3 separate regions of the Mus musculus genome follow, and regions 1 and 3 are each linked to region 2. Evidence: chromatin loops called from intact Hi-C (ENCODE). Cell type or tissue: left cerebral cortex. All regions are shown on one strand. Links, peaks and the distances in the headings refer to the core of each region. The heading gives the core; the rest is flanking DNA.

Region 1 (8,000 bases), core at 1-8,000, 210 kb before region 2:
AAACATCCTCACCGGCCAGGGTTTTAACAGCTTAGTTCTTGGTAGTTTTCGAAGCTTGACGAACGAAGCAACTCCTCACTAAGTACTTCTTCCACGAACCGGGCACAGGCAAACCCCTCATTACAGAAGATGCACACTCACACAGGAGGGCCGCTGACAGTCTGCTCGCCACAGGCAGACAATAGACACTAGGGAAAGCCCACTGTAAATACCCAGATGTTGTCTTGCACATTATAATTTGGCGTAACAGCTAGGAAGTGCCACTATTAGGGGTTTGGGTATGGTAGATCACCCCTTCCGTGGCAGTTCTGGCTAAACACATGCACATCATTACCTCTAGGAAGGTTCTGAAAGCGCCAATTTACAGAAATTCACAGTTTTATTGGCCAAGTCAGACCTGCCCAACATACCTCTGTCGAGATAATCCAATGAATTCTGTGTGAAGCTAAAGTCATCTTCTCTTGCAGCCATTGCCTTTTCTAAAAGAAACAATGGCTTCATCTTCTCCTAAAATCTAAGTATTATAATTTTTTGAGCCCTTTAATATTAACAGAATGAGCTATGCATACATTTCTCCCCATAGGTATTCAGGTCTTACACAGATTAAAGGGGAAAACATTCAAACATTAACCAACCTTAATAAAGCAGAACCCCCACTTTATAATTTAGTAATAAAGTTGAATAACATAAATATCAGGGAGCGTTCTGTACCTGTAATTACCTAATTACTAAAGGGGTGGTATTGGCTAGTTTTGTGTCAACAGTCATCAGAGATGAAGGAGCTTCAGTTGAGGGAATGAATGTCTTCATGAAATCCAGCTGCAAGATCCACAATTAGTGATCAAGGAGGAGGGCCCTGCTCATTGTGGGTGGTGCCACTCCTGGGCTGGTGCTCCTGGGTTCTATAAGCAAGCCAGGGGGAGCAAGCTAGTGAACAGCACCCCTCCGTGGCCTCTGCATCAGCTCCTGCCTCCAGGCTCCTGGCCTGATTTCCCTTAGTGATGAACAGCAATGTGGAAGTGTAAGCTGAATAAACCCTTTCCTCTTCCACTTGATTTGTGGTCATGGTGATTCAACAGAAACTGTAACTAAGAAGGGATACACATGGATTCCATTCTCTACAGGAAGATGGCTCAGCCCACTTTCCATGCGTGACTGATCTCTGTATGGGCAGGCCTCTGCTCTCTTTCAGGGAACTTTGGGCTTTAACGATTAATCAAAGACAATCAGAAAAAGAAAGGAAAGATCAAGTCAGTCTATTGCTGGAACATTCCAACGGGCTCTGCACACCTGCACAGAAAGCTGTTTCTCACTCTTCCCTTCCAGTCTCACCTCCCAATGCTTGACAGATTGTTTCACTACAACACTCTTCCACAAGGCAGGTCCCGGCTTCACCCAGCTGCCAGAATGACACCTCCTTGAAGGACACCTACCCCTTCCTTGTTCCTTGTTTTGCTTTTTAAGATACATGCTAGACTCTGGACTAGTCCCTCCAATTCATGTGTTAATATTGGGAGGCAGGTCTCTGGGAGAAGGAACAATTAGGATTAGGGTGAGGCCCCTGTAGAAGGGGCAAACTTGTGTCTACATGGGGCCCTCAACCCTACATTCTAGCCTTTTTGGTGCAAGAAAGTACTGTGCAGGCTACTGAAAGAGAAACCTGGCCACCAACCCACTCACAAAACCTTTGACCTACAATCTGTCCTGCCTGCAAGTGGTGCAGCAGAACTTGTGGGAGTGGCCGAACAATGTCTGGTTTAACCTGAGGTCCACACCAGGAGAGGGAACCCATGCCTGGCACTGCCAGGATGGCCAGGAACCAGAGATTGGATATGCCAGAGACCTAGGGTAGGACTGAATATGACAGGCAAAAGAAAAAGACAAGATCCAAAAACTAATGAAGTAGTCCCTAATGCTCTTCTCTACACTCACAGATCCATGCCTAGTCTGGTCAGCATCAGCGAGGTTTCCTACGGCAGCAGAGGGGAGCAGATGCACAGCCGAACACTGTGTGGAGAGTGTCTACTTGAGGTCTCCATTGGGTCCCTCCCCTCAGAACTTGGGAAGAACATAGCCCATTGAATCAATTAAGCAGGGCTCATACTGACTCAGAGGCTGGAGCTGTAAACATGGAGCCTGCCTGAGGCTGCACGGGGTCCCCTGTACCGGGTTCCCTGCATGTGTGCCGTGGTGTTTTTGTGGGTCTCCTAGCAGTGGGATCAGGCGTATCTCTGACTCTTTTGCCTGCTCCAGACCCATTTTCTCCTATGGTGTTGCCTTGCTTGGCCTCGATATAAGTGTTTTTGCCTTGTCTTACTGCATCTTGTTTTGTCCTGTTTGGTTGTTGTCTCTTGAAGGCTACTCTGTTCTGAAGAGAAATGGACGGGAGTGGGTGTAGGAGAGAAGGGAGGTAATAAGGGGCTGGGAGAAGTGGAGAGAGGGGAAAACTGTGTCAGGATGCACTGTAAGAGAGAAGAATCTATTTTCAATTGAAAAAAAAAGAACAGGAGGAGATGCAAGGTGACACTCTGCTGTCTTAGCATGTGATGCCCTCTGTCATATTCTGATGCAACAAGAAGCCCTCACCAGATGTCCATCAGATAGATGCTGCTACCGTGCCTTAAAATTCCCAGACTCCAGAATCATGACTCAAATAAACTGTATTCTTCATAAATTACTCACGTCCAAGTACTTCATTACAGTAACAGGGAACGAAGGAAGACAACGGTAGCATATGATAGATATATATTTATGGAACTTATTTCTGTGTTCCCTGTTGTTGCTGACAGTCCATATATATAGGTATACATAGGAGTGAGTGAACGCTCTTATCCCACTGTACACACATCTCAAAAGCTTCTCGTAGTGCTTGTTAAATATTCAATGATGCTCAGATCTTTTTGTATTTGATTCATTTTATAGCATCTCATTATCTTCTGTCCCTGATGGAATGAAAACAGTCTGAGGAGCAGTCAATGGGTCCGGTCTGCAGCCAGTGAGATGGTTTTTCTAAGTGACTTCTTGGGTAGAAAATTAAAAAGATGCAACAGAGATCTGAATGCTCACGGTACTTCTTTCTGTGACTACTGAAAACACTCTCCATCTGCAGCCAGCCTTTAATTAAACCTGAGTCAACGGTACTTAGGAGACCAACAGGCCAGTGCAAGAACACCACAGACGGACGCACTGAACATACTATTTTTGACAAGCAAGTTAGTGAAGATGGTATGTGGCTCTTGTATAATAGCTGGTACCCTGAAGCAAATTTAATTAATCCATCTTGGAAGGTTAAACTTGTAAGGTTAAAAATAAGTAACCACCCTCGAATTGGCATCTTTCCTTGGGTGAGCTTGGTAAATCTCCAGACTGGTCCATGTGATTCTTGTCATAATTGTAGTTCATGGGTATTTCACAGCTCTTTTTAAATAGCTTATGGGATGAAATGATGTCTAAAAAGCTTTCCCAAAACTTGCTCATTGCTACACAGGGTATCTAGGAGCCTCAGGAGACACCCACCCTGTCTGTGGCCAAAATCATTGTTACACTCACAGCTTAGAATTCAGAGCAGCGTGAATCTTATCTTTTTTCTTCAAACTCTTATTCCCAAGAATACATTTACTTTTCTTCATAAAAATGTTTTATAATCATTATTGAATTTCAAGGGTAAGTGGAATGGGGGTGAGGGGCCAAAAAGTCCACAGTAGCTACTATTACCGCCCAAAGACTACGGCAACAAACAGTCTGGTGTACCTCATGTCCAAATGGCTTTTTTTTAATGTAATTACTACGAAGGGATGGAACCCAAGGCGATCTAACTCACACAGGAATGGTATTTTTAAAATACCACATTTTCCAGTGATGGAAAGTAACAGTTGGAAGATGGACTGGCATGCTTTAAAAATTAACATTTTTCAAAGAAATGAAAACCAATTTGATCAAAAATAGTGTCAAAAATAACCTTCACACACTGAAAACATGCCTACATGTTAAAAGCATTCATAAGAGTTATATTTCTTTACTTTTTGAAGTAAACTTCTCCACTTTTCTTTTGGCAACTGCCCACATAGTGTATGCAAAAATAATAATTGCTGTGAGTCATCTTGCTCCTTAAAGTCACCTTACTCCAAAAATGGTCACTTGAACCACATGGCCATTGGTTCCCTCTGCTATACTCCATCAAAGACTTGCAGCCAGGGACTGGACTTGTCTTTTTCTTCAAACCTTCCCTCAGCAGGCTGCTGCCGCTCTCTTCTTACACCGTTTTCTGACTCCTTCTCTGTCTCTAATGCAGCAGTCGCCCTGATAACTGCATGAAGCACCCATTCACCAGTCCTCGAACTGCATGTCCCTAAGCCACGTTCTACTGAAGCATCGGCAGCTCCCGGTGACTCATTCCTGCATACTAAAGGAGGGAAACTACTCTGAAGCAGGATGAGTCATTCTGATGGGAAAGCCCCGACGGCAAGGATGGGAGAGGTAGGTGCCCAGAGACCGAGGGAGCTCTTCGCTGGAGGGGACAGTAAGAGCAACCAACACAGAGCACAGACTAAAATATTCCTTGTCTGAAGTATTTTGACACCAGATGGATGTTTTCTGTGTTCGTAGTATCCCCTATGCACATATTAAACAAAACAAAACAAAACAAAACAAAACAAAACAAAACAATATTTTCATTCTGTCTAGCTATAAACAGCTAATTAAATTGTGTTATTTTGGGTCTATTGGTCTCCTGGGGTCATATTTAACTGTGGGTCTGACAAACTTGATCTTGTCCAACTCTCCAGGCATAATCTGTGACAGAGACTTCCAGGTTTGGTGGCAAGCATTCAGTATGAGAACATTTAAGACAAATATCTCTTTGTTCGAAAAGAAAACAACGCATTGAGATTTTTCTGATTATAAGCCTAATATATACTTATCATAAAGTGTAAGTCCAGAAAACGTAAAAAGTTCTCACAAGTTCAACTCCACCAAGGCGAAGTCAGCATTTCCAGTTCACCCTTCTTGGTTTCTCTCTCTATGTGCACATTTTCCCAGACGGTGATGTCAGGTGGCCCTGGGAGTGTGCTGCGCACGTGTGCGGTTGCACTGCCTGTTGTCAGTTGTCAGGGGACAACTTTGAGGATCTTTCTACATTGTCCTCTGCCTTATTTGTTTTTGAGACAAGACCTGTCACTGAACCCAGAATGCCTTGCCCTGGCTAGACTGGCTGTCTGGGGAAGCCCCGGGATACGTATCCTCTCATGCTGGGATAGCAGAGACATCACATCAAGCTTCTAAGTGGGTCCTGGGGATCTGAACTCAAGTCCTTGTGTGAGACCAGCAAGCGCTTTCCCTAGATGAGCCATCTCCCTAGTCCTGCTTTATGTTCCTAGTCAATGGAAGACAAGCTCGTGTTACTCTGACTTCCCACTGAGGAACAACTTGCCCAGACTTATTGTTTTATTAGATTCTAGTAATTCATTTAATCTGAGATTATTCACTCACATTCATATGTGTAAAAGCCATCTCTCAAACAGACAAATACCACAAGAAGAGGAACAGAGAACATACACTAAACAAGAACACTTCTCACTCAAGAGCCTCATCTCTGGTCTCGGTTCAGTTGACCCATCTCTAGAGACATAACCTATGTACATACAAATAGATGATGGACACACACAAGGTACTGTCTTTAAAAAAAAAAAAACAAAAACAACATCAATAAAAACCGACAGGCTTGTGGAACATGCTGCTTGCAGCCAGTTTTTGTTTTCTTTTAAATCTAACAATATGTCTTTTGCAATAAATCCCCAAAGCTGCTCATTCTCTTGAAACAGCTTCCTTTAAGCTCCCTGCTTTGGTTCCCCAGACCCCAGCCTTCGGATACCCAGGCGGTCCCGCTCCTCATCCTGTAAGCACCTTCTGGTCTCATTCGCCCGAGTTACTTGCTCAAGCGTATTTGCAGCTGACGTCACAGAGTGGGACGCTGGCCCCTAAGTTCTTGAGCTTGAATGGAGCACACATCTGCCACTTCGAAGTCACCTTTCCTTCTCATTTCCAATCAGTGTATCTTATGCAACCTTGTCTTCCATAAGTCCACAGTGAGTCCGGACAGGAAACGGGAGCTAAAAAGCTAGATAGTCAGCACACAAGCACACAGCGTGCGGAAATGGCCCCGCCCATGTGAACACCTCTGGCGTCAGTAGCACCCGTCCCTGGGCTCAGATCTTTAAGAAGGAAAGAGAGACCCATAAGCCTGGGAGACAGAACCTGGCAGCTTCAGGAGACTCACTCTCTTCAGGAGGAATAGACAACTGGGAAAATGTCAGATGCACTATGGGAAATATTTCCAAAGCAAGAAGAAAATGTCACAAATGATTTTTTAATAACTTAAAAGAAAAAAAAAGAAATTACCATTTCATGGGCTGTCCAAATTTTATAGAAATTCACCCTGAATTCAAATCTGTCTCACACACTTTTTCTGTAAGTGTTTCTGAGAGGCTCCTCTGTGATTGGCTGCTATTCACACCACAAGAGCTGTTCTTCAATAAAGTGCTTTACATTAAAAATCTCATGGAATAAAGAAGTTAAATAATTAAAAAAAAAACCCTCCTGTTAGCTCAAAGATGACAATTTTACTTGAATTATTTTCTTGTAATAATTCTAAACTTTTTAATATGGGACTGGATGACAGAGAATTTTATGACTAGGGAATTTATAATCATACAAAATAATAAATTTGGGGCATATCAAAATCTGTATTATGGTTTCGAATGGTTTTTGAGTCAAATTCTCACTATGTTGTCCACACTAGCCTAGAATTCTTGGGCTTACACAATGATCTCACCTCACGCTCTTGAGTAGCTGAGGCAGCCCACCATGCCTTCTTTACTACCTCAAGCATCAGACTTTCACCCTGAAGTCTTGCACTTCCATCTCCCTGCCCAGAGATGCCCTCCAGCTTCACGGCTGGTTGGCAGTTAGCTCTTCATCTATGATGAGAAAATGTACACAGAAGCCAGGAAATTCTACCCTTCCATGATCTCGTCAACCCCCTTAGATGGAGAGCAACTACATGGCTAAGGAGCTTTCTCCCACACCTATCTGTAAAGGGATCTGCTTTAGCCTGTGATAAAACAAAGAAACAAAAGCCAGAATAAACAAACAAAACAGATCTGAACCAAGTAAGGTTTATTGAGAACCCTCTTTTGAACACTTGATACTATTATAGCTATACAATAATAGAGTTTTTCTTTTCTGTCTTTTTTTGGGTGGTGGTGGTGGTGGTGGTGGTGGTAGTAACAGAACCCAGGTTCTCCCAGACCCCCTGGTTGGGGACAGGGTCTTACTATGTTGCCCTGAACTTGAGCAACCCTCCTGCCACCTCCGGCTCCTGAGCTCTTGAATCGCCACACCACCCCCAACACAGTATTTCCAAAACACTGTACTCTCACCCGAGATCTCTTGAGTAGCTACAATGGGCACTAGTTTCTGATGAGACAATGGCCTCTAGTCTACTTTATGCCTAACAAGGAGCTTCTAAAGAAGCCAGAGGCCTAATTGCTAGACTCAATGTGTGCTGTTAGACGGTTGCAATTCTTTCATGTCTCGCCAGCCTTTCCAGCTGACTTCTCACACCCAGACCCTCCATTTATTTCCCAAGGCCTTTCTGAGTCTACTGACACTTGCTTAGCCTACTGACGTGCTAGCCCACAGTGTGGGAAATTATGTTCTGAGAGCCCCTTCAACTGATAAGCCCCTTGGGAAGCCCCTTGGCTCACATCTGCTGAGTAGAAGAATCTGATGTGCATGTGTTCACGTGGCTTCCTAGTGTCTTAGCCAGCTTTCTGTCTCTGGGACGAATGAGGCAGTCAACTTATAAGAGAAAGTTTCTTCTGACCTCAGAAGTTCTGTGCAAGGTGACTTGGACGTTGGATCTATGCAAAGGCATCTCACCGCAGTGAGTGCACAGAGCAGAGGGAGCCGCTCAACCCAAGGTGGCCAGAAGTGCAGAGGCA
Region 2 (10,653 bases), core at 1,628-9,627:
GCTGCCTTTGGATCAAGATATAGAACTGGCTCCTCCAGATCAGACAGCCTGCTGCTCTATCAATGTGAAGATCCCCTGTTGGGAGTTGATTCTAATACTTTGTCTTAATTCAGCTCCCAAACCACACAGGAATCTGCATGTCCAGACACTGAGGGTCCCTGTCCCCAATTGATTTTTATTTAATTAACGAAGAGCCAACTGCCAATAGCTGGACAAGGTGAAAGAGGCAGGACTTTTAGGATTCCTGAGCTAAAGAAGAGAAGAGAAGAGAAGAGAAGAGAAGAGAAGAGAAGAGAAGAGAAGAGAAGAGAAGAGAAGAGAAGAGAAGAGAAGAGAAGAGAAGAGAAGAGAAGAAGGGGAGGGGAGGGGAGGGCAGGGGAGGGGAGGGGAGGGGAGGGGAGGGCAGGGGAGGGGAGGGGAGGGGAGGGGAGGGGAGGGGAGGGGAGGGAAGGGAAGGGAAGGGAAGGGAAGAGAAGAGAAGAGAAGAGAAGAGAAGAGAAGAGAAGAGAAGAGAAGAGAAGAGAAGAGAAGAGAAGAGAAGAGGAGGGGAGGGGAGGGGAGGGGAGGGGAGGAGAGGAGAGAAGAATGTAGAGGAGAGAAGGAACAGAATTGCCATGATGCAGAAGCAGAGAGTTCAGATTTAAGAGCTGCAGGAGAGAAATTATCCAGTAATGTAGGTACAAAGGGAAGGCAACCCCATGGAAGGAAACAGGGCAGCAGAGATAAAATATAGATAGAGAAAAGGTTAACTCAGGAATACTGGAGGAGAATGTGTGCTAGTCGAAGGGAGGTTTGGAAGTGCCCAATCATTGAGCTAGTCAAGGCATATCAAAATTAAGCTGATGTGTGTGTGTGTGTGTGTGTGTGTGTGTGTGTTTCATTCAAGAATCCAGAGAACTCTGGTGGGTGACTAGAAGGGTATTAACAATTCACCACAACAATCTCCAAATTATCAGGAGGAGCCATTAGCACAGATACAGTGGAGAACATAACATCCTAGTAGCAAAGTTCTTTCTGCACAACCTGAGATCAATATCTTTAGGCAAGAAGAGAACAAAGTAATGAGGATTGAAATACATTGTATAGCACAGCGTGGTAGCTCACAGCTGAGATTTCAGCATTTGGTGAGTCAGCCTTATTTAACATACTTTCACTGCCAGGTCTGTGCTCTAGATACAGTAGATGCAGAACAAAACTATGCACATTCTCATTGGTCCAACATACAGACACTGCCTGAAAACCACAGCTTGCCATGCAAGGTATCACTACCTCAAAGATTACTGCCTTTGCTGGGTCATAAGAAGCCAGTCATATCTCTTCTCAGTGGTCTCTTATAATCAGTCTTCTGATAAATACACAAAAGCAGTGCTCTCAAGGGTAGGTTTTTTATTTTAACTTTTCATTTTTATTTGTTTGTGTATGTGCACTTGGGTGTGGCTATCCATGAAGTTACAGGAGGTTGCAAGCCCAATCTAGGTGCTCAGAACCAAGAGCACTGAGGACCTTTGACCCTTAACAAGTCCAGGCTGCTTGTGAGAGGGCTGATCAAGCTCTTGCAAGTATTGGGGAAGATGTTCAGACAGATGCAGAAGGAGGGGGGCACATGGGTGGAGAAACCATTAGGATGCCTAGAAAAAGCTCACAGCAGCTGCAGGGTAACAGAAAAGTGTTGGAAGGCTATGGAACAAGGAACCCGGGATACCTACAATTTCTATGATTCAGCAACTTGGACTGTCCTCAACATTAGGACAGAACACATGTGCTCCTCACAATCCCATGCAGAAGCCTCTCTTAAATGACAGAAGAGAATGAAAGCATTTTTTTTAGTGGCAGAAGGGCTAAGAGAGCAAACATGGAGAATAAGGGGCAGCAGTGAGTAGGAGCTGCCAGCAGGTGGATTCCAACCTTCTACCACTCTATTCACACATGCATCCAGTTGAATGGGTTGGAGGAAAAATCCATGCCTGCCCTAGACAGTTCTGCCAGACAGTCATTAACACAGCCAGTGAGCCTTTTGTGCCAGTCGGGCCCCACTACATTTTCGTGGCCTACTCACTGTCCAGCACCCTTGTCCATTGCTTTTCTCCTCCTGCTAAAGGACTCAGTCTTCTCCTGTTATACTCCTCTTGCGTCCCCTTGAAGTTCCTATCCTCAATGTCATAATTCACAGGGAAATGAGAGCAAGGTAAAGGCAGCTCTGCACTACGCCCTGCTGTTGGGGAGCACACCTCACACAAGCTCTAAGCTACCTATCTAGAGTCTATTTCCTTACTTTAAAGTTACAGCAACAACTGTCTGGTTTTTCTCTTCTTCTCCCATTCTTCTCTCAAATAATTTCCATTGGTCAGCATCTCTGCTATAATGCCTTCCATTTAAAACAATGGAAACTGGGGGCTGGAGAGATGGCTCAGTGAGGAAGAGTGTTTGCTGTGCAATCATGAAGCTCTGACTTCAGATGTGAGCACCTGTGAGGAAAGCCGGGTATGGTTGTGTGCGGCTGTTGCCCCAGAGCTGTGAGGACGGGTGGCTGGGGCATGTTGCACACCAGCTTTGCTATGAGTTCAGTGAGAGACCCTGCCTCCGGTGACTAAGGCAAATTGTAAAAGAGGAAGAAATCAACCATAGTCATTTGCCAATCTCAGTCTCTACACACACATACCAGGAATGTGCACCCAAATTTTTGCATGAGTGCATGTATACACACATACATACATACATACATACATACATACATACATACATACACACATACACACATACACACACACACATACACACACACACACACACAGGAATAAAAGAAAACTTTTATTCCCACTCATGTGTTTTCTGTCTTATCAGAGCTGGTCAGTCACCAAGGACCTCTATGCTCCTGTGTCTCAGCCCCCTGTCTAACGTCTCAGTCAGCAGCTAATGATATTCTTCTTCATGTAATTGTCTCCTGATTTCCTCTCCACCTCTGCAGCCATTCCTTCTCCATCTCCTATGTAGTCTTCCAGAATCCCTGATTGTAACACATCTGTGTATCTCATGTCTCAATGCCCAGACTCTTCTTTCTATATATCTACAAACTCCTTCATCACATCAGTGTGTCATCACTTGTATCTGATGACTTCAAAGCCTGTATGCCCAGCTGAGATGGCTTGATTTTCTTAACTCAGTTATCCAGCTACCCACTTGAGTTCTCTCTGTAGATGTCTAATGAGCTATCTCAAAAGAAGATGCCCAGAATGAAGCCCATGCCCTCCCTACGGGCATCTCCATCTCATGTGCTCTCCTTTCCATTTACTCAGGGTAAAAACACTGCGTCATGTTGGGCGCTGCTCTTCCTGTGGCCTGTATCACCATCTCATGCCTGTGATCATCAGCGCATCCTGTTGGCTCCAACTTCAAAGCACAACCAGAAGTTGAATGCTTGTGGACACTTTTCCCACTCCTAACTGGAATCTCACTAGCTGGGAACAAGTGTGTTATGGCTTGCCTGGCTTACGGTAGTCACATACCACCTGGCCTTCATGCTTGCCTTTAAACAAGTCAGTCTGTCCTCGGTACAGGATGTGTGTCTGTTCACTGTGAATTGACATTTTTCTGCTCATGGTTCATTATTGTCTTAGCTTATTGAGGGTAAAAGCCAGAGCTTATAAAGACCCTCACTCGATGCTAATAGGATCTGGTCACCAATCACCTCTTGACGTCCAACACCTTCCTCCCCTTCTCTCCACAGCTTTATTGGGTCTTGTTACTCTACCAGGATGAGCCCACTCCTATAGGTTCTTTGCATTAAATCATCATGCTCCAGAGTGTTCTCTCAGTGAACAACCCCTTTACTTCTTGAAGTCTTTTTCATAGACACCATGGTAAGAGACAAAATAGCAATGCCTATAGAGATTGTGCCAGAGAATATGTCCAAGCTGCAATTCACCAGATGTCTAGACTGTTAGTCAAAGCTGTGGGTAGAAGTGATACATGAAAATGTGCGAAATCTCAACAAAGTTCCCTTCCATTTCTTTCAGGACGCTCATGGATGGTGTGTTCCACCTACATGACCCAATAACCCAAGAAAGGAAACTGCGCCTCTGACACCAAAGAGAGGCAGCGGGAAATTCCAGGGTGATCTTGCTGGGAAGTCCTGGGAAATGTCAGTAAGTCCAGGAAGAGAACACTGCAGAGGAAGACAGTGGCATAGAAGTCGCCGAATGCATCTGCTAATACTAAGGACACAGATCTGGTTTTGTAGGCTGGGGATAACATATGAGCATCATGTACAAAACCAGTAGTTTGCTTTCTGTGTAGGGAACAGAGCAGCCATAAAAGATATGGTAAACACAATCATAATGTCTTAATTGTCTCCTCTCTGCAGTACTTTCCCAGTTATAAGAATAGCTTAATCCAAAATCGTATTATAGCCATAGTAGGGGGATTTAAGAAGATATAGCAGCGAAGAACCATGCCATATTCACATAACACAGGGATACTGGCAGTAGATGGTTTGTATTGAACAATAGCAGAAGAGCCTGGAGAATGAGTGAGGCCCGAGTCCTGTTAACAGGTCATTCAAGAAAAAATTGTGCAGAGAAATATTTCAGGAAGATATATTTGGTAGCTGGGTGAAGGATGAGTGAGTCATGGAAAAGACTAGAATACTGTTTTATTTAAAGATATGATTTTAAAGGATCCGTGCTTTTGTGTGTGTGGTTTTTTTTTTTAACTATAAAATGGGGTCAAAGTTAGTTTCATGTCAGCCTGGAAGGTGGTCCTCCTGTGAAGCTGGATGCTCTCCCTGTCACCTTCTAACTGGGAGATGCTGAGCTGACAAATGAAGGAAGAAGAGGCAGACACAGGGTTTCCACTGGGCAGCAGCTTCTTCTTAGCCAAGACCCTTGGGAGACAACCAGCCACGGGTAATACCACACTCCACAAATTTTCATCTTCCTGTACTTGCAGCAAAATTTATTTTGTAAGTTAGATACAATAAGGGCTTTGCAGCATCAATTAAGAATAACAATAACAAAGAATAATTACAAGCATATGCTGTGATAACTTATTTAAATGTTAGGAATGTTTCACCTCTTGATTTTGTCACTTTCCCACTAAAGGTGGACTATCTGGTGACTGACTGAGACTGAACAGACAAAGCACAGTAGGGTGGGCGATTGTATACAGCCCTGGAAGTAGTCTAATGAAGTTCTTCCTGGATAATTTCACACTCTTCCCAAAGTCCATCTTCTGATATGCATCCACTGACTTTCCTTCTGTCTTTCCCATGTCCCCTCCATCACTGTCTGCATAATACCAAGGAAAGCCAGCTCCATAGCTGGACATTTTATTTCCTCTTCAAAGAAGCTACAGATAGAGATAGTGACAGGCCTCAGTGCAGTGTGCAGGATGTCCTCGGGGGAGTGTACAATGAGGTCATCCCTCCAGGGACTGTTCTCAGGCAATGATGCAATACAGCCTAACTGGTCACTGGACTCTTCTAATGGCCCGAAGGAGCTCTGGAGTTCCCCACTTCAGAGATAAGAGTTTTTTTCTGAGGTATACTTCCCTTTGAGCCTTTCCCTTTCACAGCTGTCAGACCTCCATTGTGACCTGAGGGTTTGACCCCTTTGTCTTCCCCAGGTCTTTGGTCCAATAATTATTTTACATTTTTAGTTCCCTCTGATACCCACTCCTCAGAATACTGAGCCGTCACAGTTAGAACCAGGATCTATCCAAGAAAACAGATATGAAGCAAGGTCTGGGGAACGATTCACTAGGTAACAAAAGGATCCCACCTGGAACAGGATGTGGGGCATAGAGGAAGCTGGTGGTCCATTTGCTAGAGCTCTCATCAGTGGTGATCTGGGAACTCAGACCCTAGGAGGGGAATGACAACCACTAGGACAACAGTCTTGAAGGATTTCTATGACTTGCAGAGGTATTATGAAAAAGGGCCACTAGATACTATGTCATAGTTTTTGTTGTTGTTGTTGTTGTTGTTTTTTTTTTTTTGGTTGTTGTTGCTATCATTAAGTATCCTGACAAAGGCAGCACACAGAAGGAAAGAAGGAAGGAGGGAGGAAGGGAGGAAGGGAAGGAAGGAAGGAAGGAAGGAAGGAAGGAAGGGAGAGAGGGAGGGAGGGAGGGAAGGAAGGAAGGAAGGGAAGGAAGGGAAGGAAGGGAAGAAAGGGAAGGAAGGGAAGGAAGGGAAGGAAGGGAAGGAAGGGAGGGTTGATAGAAGGGAGCAAGGGAGGAAGGGAGGGAGGGAAGGAAGAAAAAAGAAAGGAACAAAGGAAGGAAGAGAGGGAGAGAGGGAGGGAGGGAGAGAGGTTGGGAGGGAGGGAGGGAGAGAGGGAGGAAGGGAGGGAGGATGGACTAATGGAGAAAAGAAGGGCAGGAAGGAAGGAATGATGAATGGATGGAAGAAAGGAAAGAACAAAGGAAGGAAGAAAAGAAGGAAGGAAGGATAGAAGGAAGGGTGAGTTTGTGTTGGTTCCCAGTTGAAGTACAGTCCATCATAATGTGAAGCCAAGACAGAAGGAAAGTGAAGCAGCTGGTCACATTGCATCAGTAGTCAAGAGGAGAGTAATGAATCCTGACACTCTGCTCACATTCTTCTTTTTATACAGTCCAGGATCCCAGGGAATAGTGACACCCACAATGGGCATGTCTTCCCATCTCAATTAACCTAATCAAGATAACTGCCACTGGTACGTCTAATGGTCTGTCTCCCAGGTGATTCTAGACATCATCAGATGTGAACATTAACCACCACACTGCATGTGATGCCGTTTTGAAATTAGGCAGGTGGGACTAAAGAGGTGGTTTAGCAGTTAAGAGCATTGGCTGCTCTTACAGAGGACCTGGGTTCAGCTCCCTGTACACACATATTGGCTCACAACCACCCGTGACTCAGCTCTAGGGGATAAAATGCCCTCTTCTGGCTTCTGTGGGCATCCATGCACATTTGTTACATAGCAACACACACACACACACACACACACACACACACACACACACACACACACACACACTTTTTTTAAAAAACAGGGAAGAGACTTGAATAAATTCCTCAAAGAAGTATTTATGGCAAGAGCATCAAGAACATATAGAAACTCTAATTTGATGGTTAAGATGAACAATAGAAATGTCACTAAATCCTGACAAAGATATGTAACTATGGTAACTCCCATGGGTTGACAGTGAGGTGCAAACGTAGCTTCTTTGTTAATCAGTTTGCTTTGTAGTTGTTGGGACAGGGTCTCACTACACAGCCCACACTGCTCTCAGACTTTGTAGTTGTTGTTGGGACAGGGTCTCACTACACAGCCCACACTGGTCTCAGACTTGGGATCGTCCCCTAAGCTTCCAGTGTTTGCATTACAGCTAGCGGCTTTGCCAATTTCTAAAATAGAAAAGGCCACATTGGCGGATGTGTATATATGGCACAAGATGGACATGCGTTCTAAGGACAACTCAGAGAAGTTGGATCTCTCCTCTCATCTTTACGTGGATTCTGGAGATTGAACTCAGATCATTAGGTTTGTGTGCCAAAGTCTTTATTTTCAAATTGCCAGCCCCTCCCTGTTGCTGGAAATATTAAAAAAGAAAAACGACACGTTCCCACTCTAGTGCTGCCCCCTCCCCCGCCTCCAAATGGAGCACAGGGCTCCCTCTGGGCCATCTCTCCGGTGGGGCCACAGGGCCTCCGCTGGGCCTTCTTACGTGACCACCCTGTTATCCATCTCTCCAGCGCCCCCGCTCCTGCCCCCAGTTCATCTAGCTACCACGCAATGCCCCCCACACCCCATGATCTGCCACCTCACCACCAAATTTACCCAGTAGAATAAAGACTCTTAATGTTTAATTAACCAACCAAATTTATGTATAAATAATATTACAATTTACAGGATGTCAATACAGTCATTTCAGAGCCAATTGATAATGATAAAAGCTTTATTCCAATATTTCTAACCTTATTAAAACATAACTATTTGTATGGCTAGTAAATGCCACACAGGTCCACATCCGAAGCCATCTCGGTTCTCTTCCTTTCACCTGGGATGCTCCCTCTCTCGCCACAACTCTTAGCCCCACCCCTTTTTCCCTGTCCAATCACAGACCTTCTCTGAACAGGGAAAAAATCCTACGACATATCACCCTTTCTGTTTAATTAATAATAATAATAAAGACTTTCTCTCAAAATATAAATTGAACACAACTATTAGCATTTTGTAAATTATATTGTATAAGATAGACCTAACACCCAGTCCAACATTTTGCCAATAAAATTGAATGCTGTCCTCTATCCTACCTTAAAAGTCTGTAGTTCTGCACCTGGCTATGTCTTGGCTTCAGATTGAATGACATCTGAAAACCATCCTCTCAAATCTGTTCCTCTCCAAGTAAAAAGCCTGGGTTTGCCAGGAGACTATGTAGTTTTTCAACCCCATCAGAAATCCAAGAACGACTTATAATAACTGAAAATATATAGGAAGCCTAAAACAGCTTCCAAAACTTAGCCAATTTATAGAGACCCGGACAGTCCCTTACTTCAAAAGGTTGGAGCATCGGTTTTCAGCCTTCTGACAGACTTAGAGAAACAGGAATTAAGGGCTAGTCTACTCTATCTCAGCAGAATCAAGCTGTCCTAACCTGTAATTGTGTCTTTTCTTTGGACAGTATTATGTCTGTAGATGAAATGAGGCAATTCTTGCCTAGTGGCTGTTTGCTACAATTGGAGTAACTCAAAGATGCTCAGTTTCTTATAATTGCAGTTATTTATTTAATCTGCTTATTTATAGAAGATTATTACATGTCATGGTATGCATGGGGAGGCTAGGAGGACAACCCCTGAGAACTGATTCTCCTCCTGTCATGTGGATTCTAGGGATTGAAGTTTGAGTGAAGGTTGACAGTAAGGCCCTTGCCTGGCTGAGCCATCTTACTGCCTTGCTAGTGTTCTTAGAAAATAAACTTAAGCATGCAAAGATGGTAAGAACATTTGCTGTCCTTGTAGATGACCTGGATTCCATTTCCAGCACTCACAAAGCTGCTCCAATCATCTATAACTCCAGTTCTGGGGATCCAATGCCCTCTTCTGGCCTTCTCAGAAAGTCTGTGCACATCCTACACAGACACACAAAGGCAACACACTCATATGCATAAAATAAAAATTAAAAAATAATAAAAACAAACTTCCCATTCTAGCTATTTACCCAGGAAGAATGAAGACACTGTGCCCCTTCATGTGGACATGAAATTTCATAGCAGTTCAATTCATAATCACTAAGAACTGGAACAAATCAGATGCCTAATGGGAAATGGATAAACATACTTTGCTACAGCCATACAATGGAATCTATTGCAATAAAAAGGAATGGACTGTTGATATGAGCAGGACGGATGACTCTCAAATGCATTGAATTGGAAACAGCCAGATGCAAAAGAGCCCACTTATGACTGCACTTACATGATATTTTAAAAGTCATCAGCATGGGAGAGGAGTCAGATCAGTGGCTTCCAGGGCTGTGCCACGGAGGGAAGGACTAAATGGAGAAAGGCACTGTGGGAGACTTTTCCAGGGTGGCAGTGGTGCTCTACACCTTCATGTTGGCAGTTGCTCCTCTCTGTTGTACATAGCTGTCAAATCTGATCAAACTGTACGTTCAAATTATGCGGTGTGTAAAATGTAACCTTAATTAACTCAATAAGAAATCCCAAACAGAATTTGTTGCGGTGGCTCAGCATTGAAGAGCATTGGCTTTTCTTTCAGAGGACCCAGATTCTGTTCCCAGAACCCACATTGCAGCTCACAACAGTCTGTGACTACAGTTCCTGAGGTCTAATATCCTCCTCAGGCAGCACGCATGCACATGTTGCACACACATATACAAAGGCAGCCATACATACACATACAACAAAAATAAACAAACCTTTAAAATAAAAACCACAGTGTTTCTTCTGTCAATACAAGTGTCCTGTTAGGATGCAGCTTCTTCTCCTGCTGTGAGGTGGGTAAATTGGGTTCCCAGCATACTTTAAGATGACACTGAGCCTGGAAATGGGAAGAGGAGACTATATCCCACAGAAGTGGGAAGAATCAACCAGCATCAAATAGCAAGAGCCAAGGGATTGAATTGATGTTGAGAGTGGTGAAAGAAATAAGAATACATGACTCAATAAAGAAGAGGCTATAGGCTTGACACACTCTCTTGAGACACTGAACTTAACACCCTGGTATGGATCTTAGGAGACAAGGTAAAATATGGCTGGGTGGTTTCTGGAAACACGGTCTTCACAAAGACTTTACCATAGAGGAGCATTAAACAAGCATGTTGGAAAATGACCTGCTCAGCTGATGTTAGTCTGTCTTTGTTATTGGCTACCCTGATCTGCAATGGCAGGAATAGCATGGATATGGACAGGGAGGTGGTAGCTCCCCATACATCCAATGGCATGGATTCCTGTGATGAAGCTGTCGCTGGGACTGAGAGTTTGACCTTCCAGCCATAGATACTAAAAGGCAACTATAATGTGGCACTATCACCAGCGCAGAACAACTTTGGTGGTAGACTATATTGAGTATCTTCTACCAGAAAGGGGTCATGATTCATCCTCTCTGAAGGAACAGCTGCTCATGTATATGTAACCCACAGCAACTCATCGTTGTTT
Region 3 (8,000 bases), core at 1-8,000, 200 kb before region 2:
GCATGGACGCACATTGTTCTCTTACAGAAACCAACACTTTAACTTGTTTATTACTGATGTGTCTGAGAAGGGCTAAGTTGGACACCATTCTGACAAGGACTAATGAAAGACCTTTCTCTGCACATAGTACTGAATGGGATCGACAGTTCTCTTCTGAATACATCTACACTGACCACGGCCAGCTGGCAAGGCACAGCTGCGCTAGTCATGCATGCACAGCTTCTGCCCTTAGCAACATTAGGTGAAGACAATCCGTGGCTGTAAACCTTTCTCCCTCTAAGAAACAGCTTCCCAGCCTTGGCTAATCTCGGAAGCACCCGAAGAAAAGCTGCATGTGGTGTGGACGTTTCCAGATTGGCAGCACAGCAGGCAGGGGATGTGTGACTTCCATGTGCTCCCTTCCGAGCCAGCAGCTCAATGCTTTGGGAATGGCCTGCGAAGTGTGGCTTGTGTCTTCCTTACTTTTGAACTGCATCGATGAAGACCATGACCAAAAGCGACTTGGGCAGGAAAGGGTTTCATTTCACCTTACAGCTTGCAGTCTTTCATTCAGGGGAGCTGGGGCGGGAACTGAAGCAGATGCCATGAGGAGCCCTGCTTGTTCTGTGACCCATGAGAGCTCGACGTACTTTCTTATACCACCCTGGACCACATGCCCAGGGAGGGCACTGCCCTCAGTGAGCTGGGTACTCCTATATCAACCACAGTCAAGAAAATGCCCACACAGTCTTGCCTACAGCCAGCCCGCTGGAGGCACTGCCTTCAAGTCAGCCCGATGGAGGCACTGCCTACAGCCAGCCCAATGAAGGCATTTTCTCAGATTAGGTTCTTCCCAGATAACTGTAGCTTGTGCCAAGTTGACAACAACCAACCAGGGACAGGTGGTAAGGCTGAAATCTACTGCCACTGTCCTCCTCACTGTCAAATCTGAGGTGAATGTGCACTTCCACTGACGGCCTCTCCACGTGCACATAGCACTGCCATCTAAGTAAGCCAAGTGGCCGACAGAGGTAGACATGATGTTTTAAGCCCCATGAATTCCCACAGACCAGTATGTGCACACAAGCAGCCCGATGAGAAATGGGACATTGCAGCTTCCTAAATGATCTTCTCTGCTCCTCCTAGTCAACACCACAACCCACCTTTGTGACTTTCAAGAATAACGGTTGTAATTTCTCCCCTCCCAGCAATCAGTGAGGGGAGAAGGCTCCCACCAACCCCTGCACCACAAGTAGACTCTGAATTCACCTAGATCAACTCCTTTGAACAGAAGGGAACCAGGGTTAGCTAGTGCCACAGCACCCTTGATTATCCAGGGTTAGCCAGTGTCACAGCACCCTTGATTATCCAGGGTTAGCTAGTGTCACAGCACCCTTGATTATCCAGGGTTAGCCAGTGTCACAGCACCCTTGATTATCCAGGGTTAGCCAGTGTCACAGCACCCTTGATTATCCAGGGTTAGCCAGTGTCACAGCACCCTTGATTACGGCAGAACTCTGAGCTGAACAAGATCTAGGAGGAGCCTGGAGACCTTCTAACTTCTTCCTACTGGAAACTGGGCTGGGGATAGCCCTAGTTTTGCTGAACCCTGGCCCACAGCATTTCCTTTTGCCCTCTGAGCAGATTTCAGTAGTTCTGTCAACACGCTTTAAACAGAAATGTAGGGCACAATTTTAGAAAACCACTTCCTCAAACCAGGAGAGGCATTCAAATTTGTGGAAGTTGGAGTTTCATTCTAGAAGGCTTGCCTAGCGTGCATGAGGCTCCAGGCTCAACCACTGGTATCAGACAATAAGCAGTAGTGGTATCGGCAATAGTAGTAGCAGTAACAAAGTGATGACCTAAGTCCCAAATGGAAGACACATTGCAAATGACTACAGCATTACTAGGCACTTAAAGCAAAGAGGGAAGATGGAGATGGAAGAAGATGAAACTAGAGTTCTACTGACAACAGTAAGAGCTCACATCAGTTCCTCCAAGTATCTTAATAGCGTTCTACATTTAGTTCTGCCTGGGCACAGGACATCCTTCACACGTGCGGTGCTGAAACTGGGGCAGGGAGGTGAACTCCTCTGTTTCCTGGCTCCCACATGGCTACACATCTGGCTTTGGATTCTTGCACTGACTCAGCAACTCCATCACTGGAATGAACTGTATAGTCTCTGAGCCTCCACCAATCACCTGTATGGCGGTGATAATCCCCACGTCTCAGCGAGCTGCTCCCACAGCCAGGTGCGAGGAGACATCACCCACACCTGGCAGAGGAGATCCTTGATATCCATTGCTTTCTCTGTACAGGAAGAATCTGTTTCATCAAAACGTTTTTTTTTAAGAGGGTCTTGCCAGTACCCCATGTTCTGCTATTTGTCTATGACTTGGCCAAATCTAAAGAGTCTACTTCATTTGAGAAGGCTGAGGACATTCTCTGCTAGAACCCAGGGCACACTTGTATTTCTGTCTGTCCTCTGCCTCCCTCTGTCTCCTGGAATCACATGAGGTTTGAAAATGCAGAGGAATGGGGCACATAGCTTAGAGTGTATCTTTTCAACCAACTGTCTCAAGGAACCCTTCAGATCTGGCCAGCAGCGTGTTAGGCAGGGTGACTTGCAGGTGGTACTGCCATGCAATGTCCTAGAGTTTAGAAAGTGTTAACAGCTTCCTGAGCCTGTGACAAAATAGCTAAGAGAAACGTGTTATAGAGAGGAGAGATCTATTTTGTCCATGTTTCGTTGGTGCTGTCATTTTGGTCCTCCAGTGAGATAGACAGAGAGCATCACGGTGAGAAACAGCTGCTCTCCTCATAGGGGTGGGGGACCGGGAAGACTAGGGCAGGGATCCAATAGTGAACCAATGTCCTTCTTGTAGCGTCACTTCAGTCGCTGAAGTTCTCACCACCTCTCAAGAGTGCCATCAACTGGAAACTAAATCTTCAACACATGGTGCTTTGGGGGGCATGTAAGAGACAAAGCACAACAGTACATGACCTTATAGACCGCTTAACTTGGATTGACAGCAGGTAGGGAGCAGAGAACGGATCCAGAATTGGATGGGGGGTGGGCAATTGATCAATCGCTCTCTCTTTTCTCTTCCTCTCATCTCTCCCTCCCTCTTTTTTATTTGTCTGTGTTGCTGTGTTCTCTGTGTGGTGTAGCATGTGTGTGCCCAGTGTGTGTGCATGTGTATGCAGGTGTGTAGGCATATGTGTGCACATGTATGTGGAGGTCAGAACTTGGCATCCTGTATTTCCCTCTCTTGCGCCCCATCTTATTTGTTTGTTTGTTTGTTTAGAGGTGGTGGTAGCAGCTGTAGCGGCAATGGTCTTCACTGAGCCTAGCGCTCACTGGCTAGAATGGCTGGTCAACGAATTCTGGGGATCTGCTCCACGGCTACAGGACCGGGATTATAGACCCATGCCACCGCACCCAGCTTTTATGTGGGTGTTGAAGATCAGAACCCAAGTCCAGGTTCATGTGTAGGCACACTGATGACACCGTTTCTCCAAAGCCAGCAGCTGATTTCTAAAACAATCTTTTCACTAAACGTCCGGTTCTGCCTGTCACACCAAGCTAGGAGGAAACTGAATTTCCCCACGGCTGACACAGAAACGCATCTTTTTGGAAGGGCGCTGCTAATGTTCTTTACTCTTTCCCTTCTTACAGATGTAGAACAAATAACAACAAAATGGTTTTTTACTGTGAGAGAGAATGGGGGGAGGGAGGAATTTACGAATGTTTTACATCATCTGACTCCAGGCTCCATCTGAAATAACAAACAGAAGCACGAGAGACTCCAACGCCTCGGATGAGTCCCACGGAGACCCACATTTCCCTTCACACCCACTCTGGCTGTGTTTCTGGTTTTTGGCTTGATGCAGAGCAAACCCTGCTGCGATTTCAAAATCATAATAACTCAGAATTGAAGCACCACATTGTTTCCAGGCAATCCCGAGGCGTTTCCTTAATGGCCCCTGCCCACTGCAAGATGCCGGGAAAACACCAGAGGCAGGTACCACCTTGATGGTTTCCCCTGGAAAACGCCTCGCCTGAGTCTTCCCTCTGTTAATGTACATCTCTCACGACTTTAGGCATTCGATATTAGACAAAGTCCATTGTTACACACACCTGAGATTTCTATCTCACACCTCACAGGAAAGCCCCTTCACACCTCTGTACAAACACCACTCGAAGCCCTACCACTCATGGTACATCCACACATGGCATTAGGGGATCCCATGTTCCCATGCCACTCTGACAGAAAGTGACAATGACCTTTATCTCATGATCATTAAGGATCCCTGATGTTACCTCAGTCGAAGATGCTCACAGCAAGTGAGAATGTCAGGTCTGGTTCTCAGGGAAGTCGCTTTAGAAATACTGGCAACAACCACGGCCAAGGCATTGGGAGGCTCTGTGCTTCTTCTGTGTCTGAGACAGCGGCAGCTGTGAGCTGCAGATACCATCTGCTGATGCCTAGTTAACTGTGCTATTCTCGACTGCTTCACAGTCCACACAGTTCCCACTAGCCTTACCTACTTTGCCCCACTCACGGCCCCAAATGCAGTCACACACGTGGAATTGGCCACGGGTCCCCTTGGCACAGCTCTCCACTAACACTGGGCCCTAGCTGCTAAGTTCTACCTCCTCCCAATACCATGAAGCTGAAAACCAAGCCTTCTGCACACACAGGTCGTTGAGGGAGTTTCAGATCCAACCTCAGCAGTTTATACTGATATACCACAGTCGCCTGTTGAAATATCGCTGTGTTTGCTGCAGGTACTAAGGATATGGTAGATTGCCACTGGCCATAGTGAGCCTCATTCGCCAACTGGGACTCTAAGAAAATCCAAAGGGCTGGCATAATCTTGCATTTGCTATGGAAATAAGTTTGCTAAGGAAATAAAAAGTTGAAATATTTCAAGTGTGGCATTCAAATGACCTAGAAGGAGGTTTCTAAGAACACCAAAGTTTTAAATGATACTCTGAGAAGTTACTTTGTACCTATCTACAAAACAAAGATGAAAAGGAAAGCCATCCCCACCCCTGCCTCCCCATCAGACATCCTCACCCCTGCCTCCCCATCAGACATCCTCACCTCTGCCTCCCCATCAGTCATCCTCACCTCTGCTTCCCCATCAGACATCCTCACCCCTGCCTCCCCATCAGACATCCTCACCCCTGCTTCCCCATCAGACATCCTCACCTCTGCTTCCCCATCAGACATCCTCACCCCTGCCTCCCCATCAGACATCCTCACCTCTGCCTCCCCATCAGACATCCTCACCCCTGCCTCCCCATCAGCCATCCTCACCTCTGCCTCCCCATCAGCCATCCTCACCCCTGCCTCCCCATCAGCCATCCTCACCCCTGCCTCCCCATCAGACATCCTCACCCCTGCCTCCCCATCAGACATCCTCACCTCTGCCTCCCCATCAGACATCCTCACCTCTGCTTCCCCATCAGCCATCCTCACCCCTGCCTCCCCATCAGACATCCTCACCCCTGCCTCCCCATCAGTCATTCTCACCCCTGCCTCCCCTCAGCCACCCTCATCCCTCCTTCTCCTCAGCCATCCTCACCCCTGCCTCCCCATCAGACATCCTCACCCCTGCCTCCCCATCAGATATCTCTTTCCTGGCCTCCCCATTTCTGCACAGCTACCTGCAATCTCTTTGCCACCCTTTTGATTGCAAAACTGACCACTTTCCCAGATCAGTCAACTTTCTGGCCCTGCCTCCCTTGCCTCTATCCAAGCTCTCACTAAGTGATGCCATCCTGGGACTGCAAAAGCTCTCCCTGTGAAGCAACTTTGGGAAATCCCATCTTCTCCGGTGATTCAGCATTTTGCTGCTCAAATGCCGCCCACGGTTTTCTAGAGGCAGCACCCACAACTCACTCTAGACCTGTTAAGATTCTCAAGTGAAGTATCAGTCTCTGTGTTCCCAGCACTGGATTTACTGGGCCCAGGTATGGACTGAAAGATCTGTGTGATACCCTTGGGTCCAGATGCATTCTGAGACTCGCACCTTTTCTGCTTTCCAGCTGGTGAGGTGGTGCACGTCACCGTGTAAAGCAGGGTCCGACAGCAGCATGGGGGCAGGGCTTGATTACCTAATATTCCAGTAACAAACACACAAACCTCCTCCTTGTCATACACCATTAGATTCTCACTTAACTTAATGGGAGACAACTTAAAAATAGTTCATTCGAGGGGCTGGAGAGATGGCTCAGTAGTTAAGAGCATTGGCTGCTCTTCCAGAGGACCCTGGCTCAATTCTCAGCACCCACATGGCACTTCCCAACGGTCTATAACTCTAGCTCCAAGGGATCCAATACCCTCATACAGATATACATGCAGGTCAAAGACCAATGTGCATAGAATAAAATGCGATGATTAAAATAGTTCATTCAAAGACACTGGTTGGTCATTATGATTGCTATCTCCTATTTTCAACTTGACTGGACTACGAACCCTCTTCAGAGGCAATGAGATGAGCCCGTGGGAAAGGGCTCTGCTGCCAAGCTTGCTGACCTGGTTTGACCCCTGCGACCTGAATGCTGAAAAACAGAACTGACTCTTGTGGGCCGCCTTCTGACTTCCATATGTGCTGGGACACTTGGGAACACGTGGGCATTAGTAAGGTAGCCTCTGGGTGTGTCTACCAGGCTTTTCTACGGAGCGTTGGCTGAGGAGGCGATGCCCACCTTCAATGTAGGCGCAGCCTCTCAAGGTTGAACTGAGAAAAGGAGGAAAGCTGATGCTTCAGACCAAGCGCCTCCTAGCTCCCGCCTTCTGCTCCACAATGGCTGTCCCATCTGAACCATGAGCCAAACCCTCCTGTAAACTGCTTCTTGTCAGGTATTTGGTAGAAGCAAAGAGATCCTTGAGGCTTCTGTGTCTTGGAGCCATATGAAGGGACCAGGGAGCAGGTACAGGGATATAGTGCCCATTTGCACAGTGTAGACGTGAAGCAAGAGTGTTTGCCCTCAGAGTCTCTACACTGCAAACTTTGGTCTTCTCTAGTGAGGGGGTCGCTGGGGCTCTCCTGACAGTGCTGTCTTTGGTTGAGGATCACATGTCCACAGTGGTGTTTTAAATCTTCTCATTTCACTTCCGTTTCCAGAGAACTTCCACACCAAAAACCCAAGTCTACCTTTCTTCATTTACTTAGGTAACTGTGAACACATCAGGATCCTTTGGTTTCTAACTGCCTAGAGAGGGCTCTCTGTTCAACAACAGGTTGATTGCTCTTTACGAGGGTCGATTTGCAGGTTTAAAATCCCAGTGATGTTCACTCCATCTCCCTCCAAATAAGATCTAGCTTTAAAGTGTGAGTTTATATGACATGTAACGCAAAGCTATCACCACGGAAAGCTTCCACGCACAGTGCACATTTAAACATCCACAGGTTTGGCTCCTCCAAACCCCTCCAAGCAGACTTAAACACAGCTAAGTCAGATGTGACGCCTGCAACACAGGGTTTATATATACATCATGGGACACTGGCGGTACGGGTCACAGCACTCTGGCAGGCAATTCCTAGGCAGTTATTTTGACATTAGAAAGTCACAATCCATCAACTTAACAGCGGGGCAATAATTTGGGGGACCGGGATAACAGCTCTTCAAATGACACAGTAGGGAGCAAGCAGCGGCTCCAAGAGGCCCTGCCTGAGAAGAGAGATAGAAAACTAGGCAGAATCTCCTCAGCCCCTAGAACCGATCATGACATCATGTCTTCTTGCTGACCATATTTCCTCCCGGGGCTGAACAGAAATGCCCTCCCACAGAGCCAAAGAAAATGGCTAGACTCTGGTTGGCTGTGTGGAGACAAGAGATGGCTCTGCCTAACACTTCTAGGTTGAGAAAGACAGACTTCCGCTCTGCAGGGCACACACTGTGATGCCCACAGCGGCTTCAGAAGAAGCCACTGAACTTTTCAACACGGCAAGTTACTCCGCTCTCAATATTCTGTGAAACAGAGCTCCTGGGGGTTGTGGGCTG

What was found. Peaks named below come from ENCODE experiments on the same cell type or tissue, not always from the same donor. Only the 100,000 strongest peaks of a DNase experiment are listed, where the experiment ranks them.
Region 1: a loop joins it to region 2, with 8 times the contacts of the local background. A loop is called at or near these places in 2 of 42 quality-filtered maps.
Region 3: it touches region 2 in a loop (12-fold over the local background); 2 of 42 quality-filtered maps call a loop at or near these places.

What each region holds. Positions count from the first base shown.
Region 1 is chr8:79,147,139-79,155,138 of GRCm38, reverse strand. The region is part of intron 8 of Zfp827 (zinc finger protein 827); the gene reads right to left. Among named protein-coding and RNA genes, the nearest start is that of Gm30271, 51 kb to the left of the region's middle. In left cerebral cortex, for the core only: no CTCF peak of the experiment used is centred there; DNase peaks (open chromatin) are centred at 3,263 and 4,384; H3K27ac peaks cover 915 bases.
Region 2 is chr8:78,935,052-78,945,704 of GRCm38, reverse strand. No RefSeq gene overlaps it. Among named protein-coding and RNA genes, the nearest start is that of Gm39204, 67 kb to the left of the region's middle. In left cerebral cortex, for the core only: no CTCF peak of the experiment used is centred there; DNase peaks (open chromatin) are centred at 3,552, 3,952 and 4,639; H3K27ac peaks cover 1,770 bases.
Region 3 is chr8:79,137,640-79,145,639 of GRCm38, reverse strand. All of the region lies in intron 8 of Zfp827 (zinc finger protein 827), which reads right to left. Among named protein-coding and RNA genes, the nearest start is that of Gm30271, 60 kb to the left of the region's middle. In left cerebral cortex, for the core only: no CTCF peak of the experiment used is centred there; DNase peaks (open chromatin) are centred at 3,834, 4,481, 5,847, 6,583 and 4 more places; H3K27ac peaks cover 1,413 bases.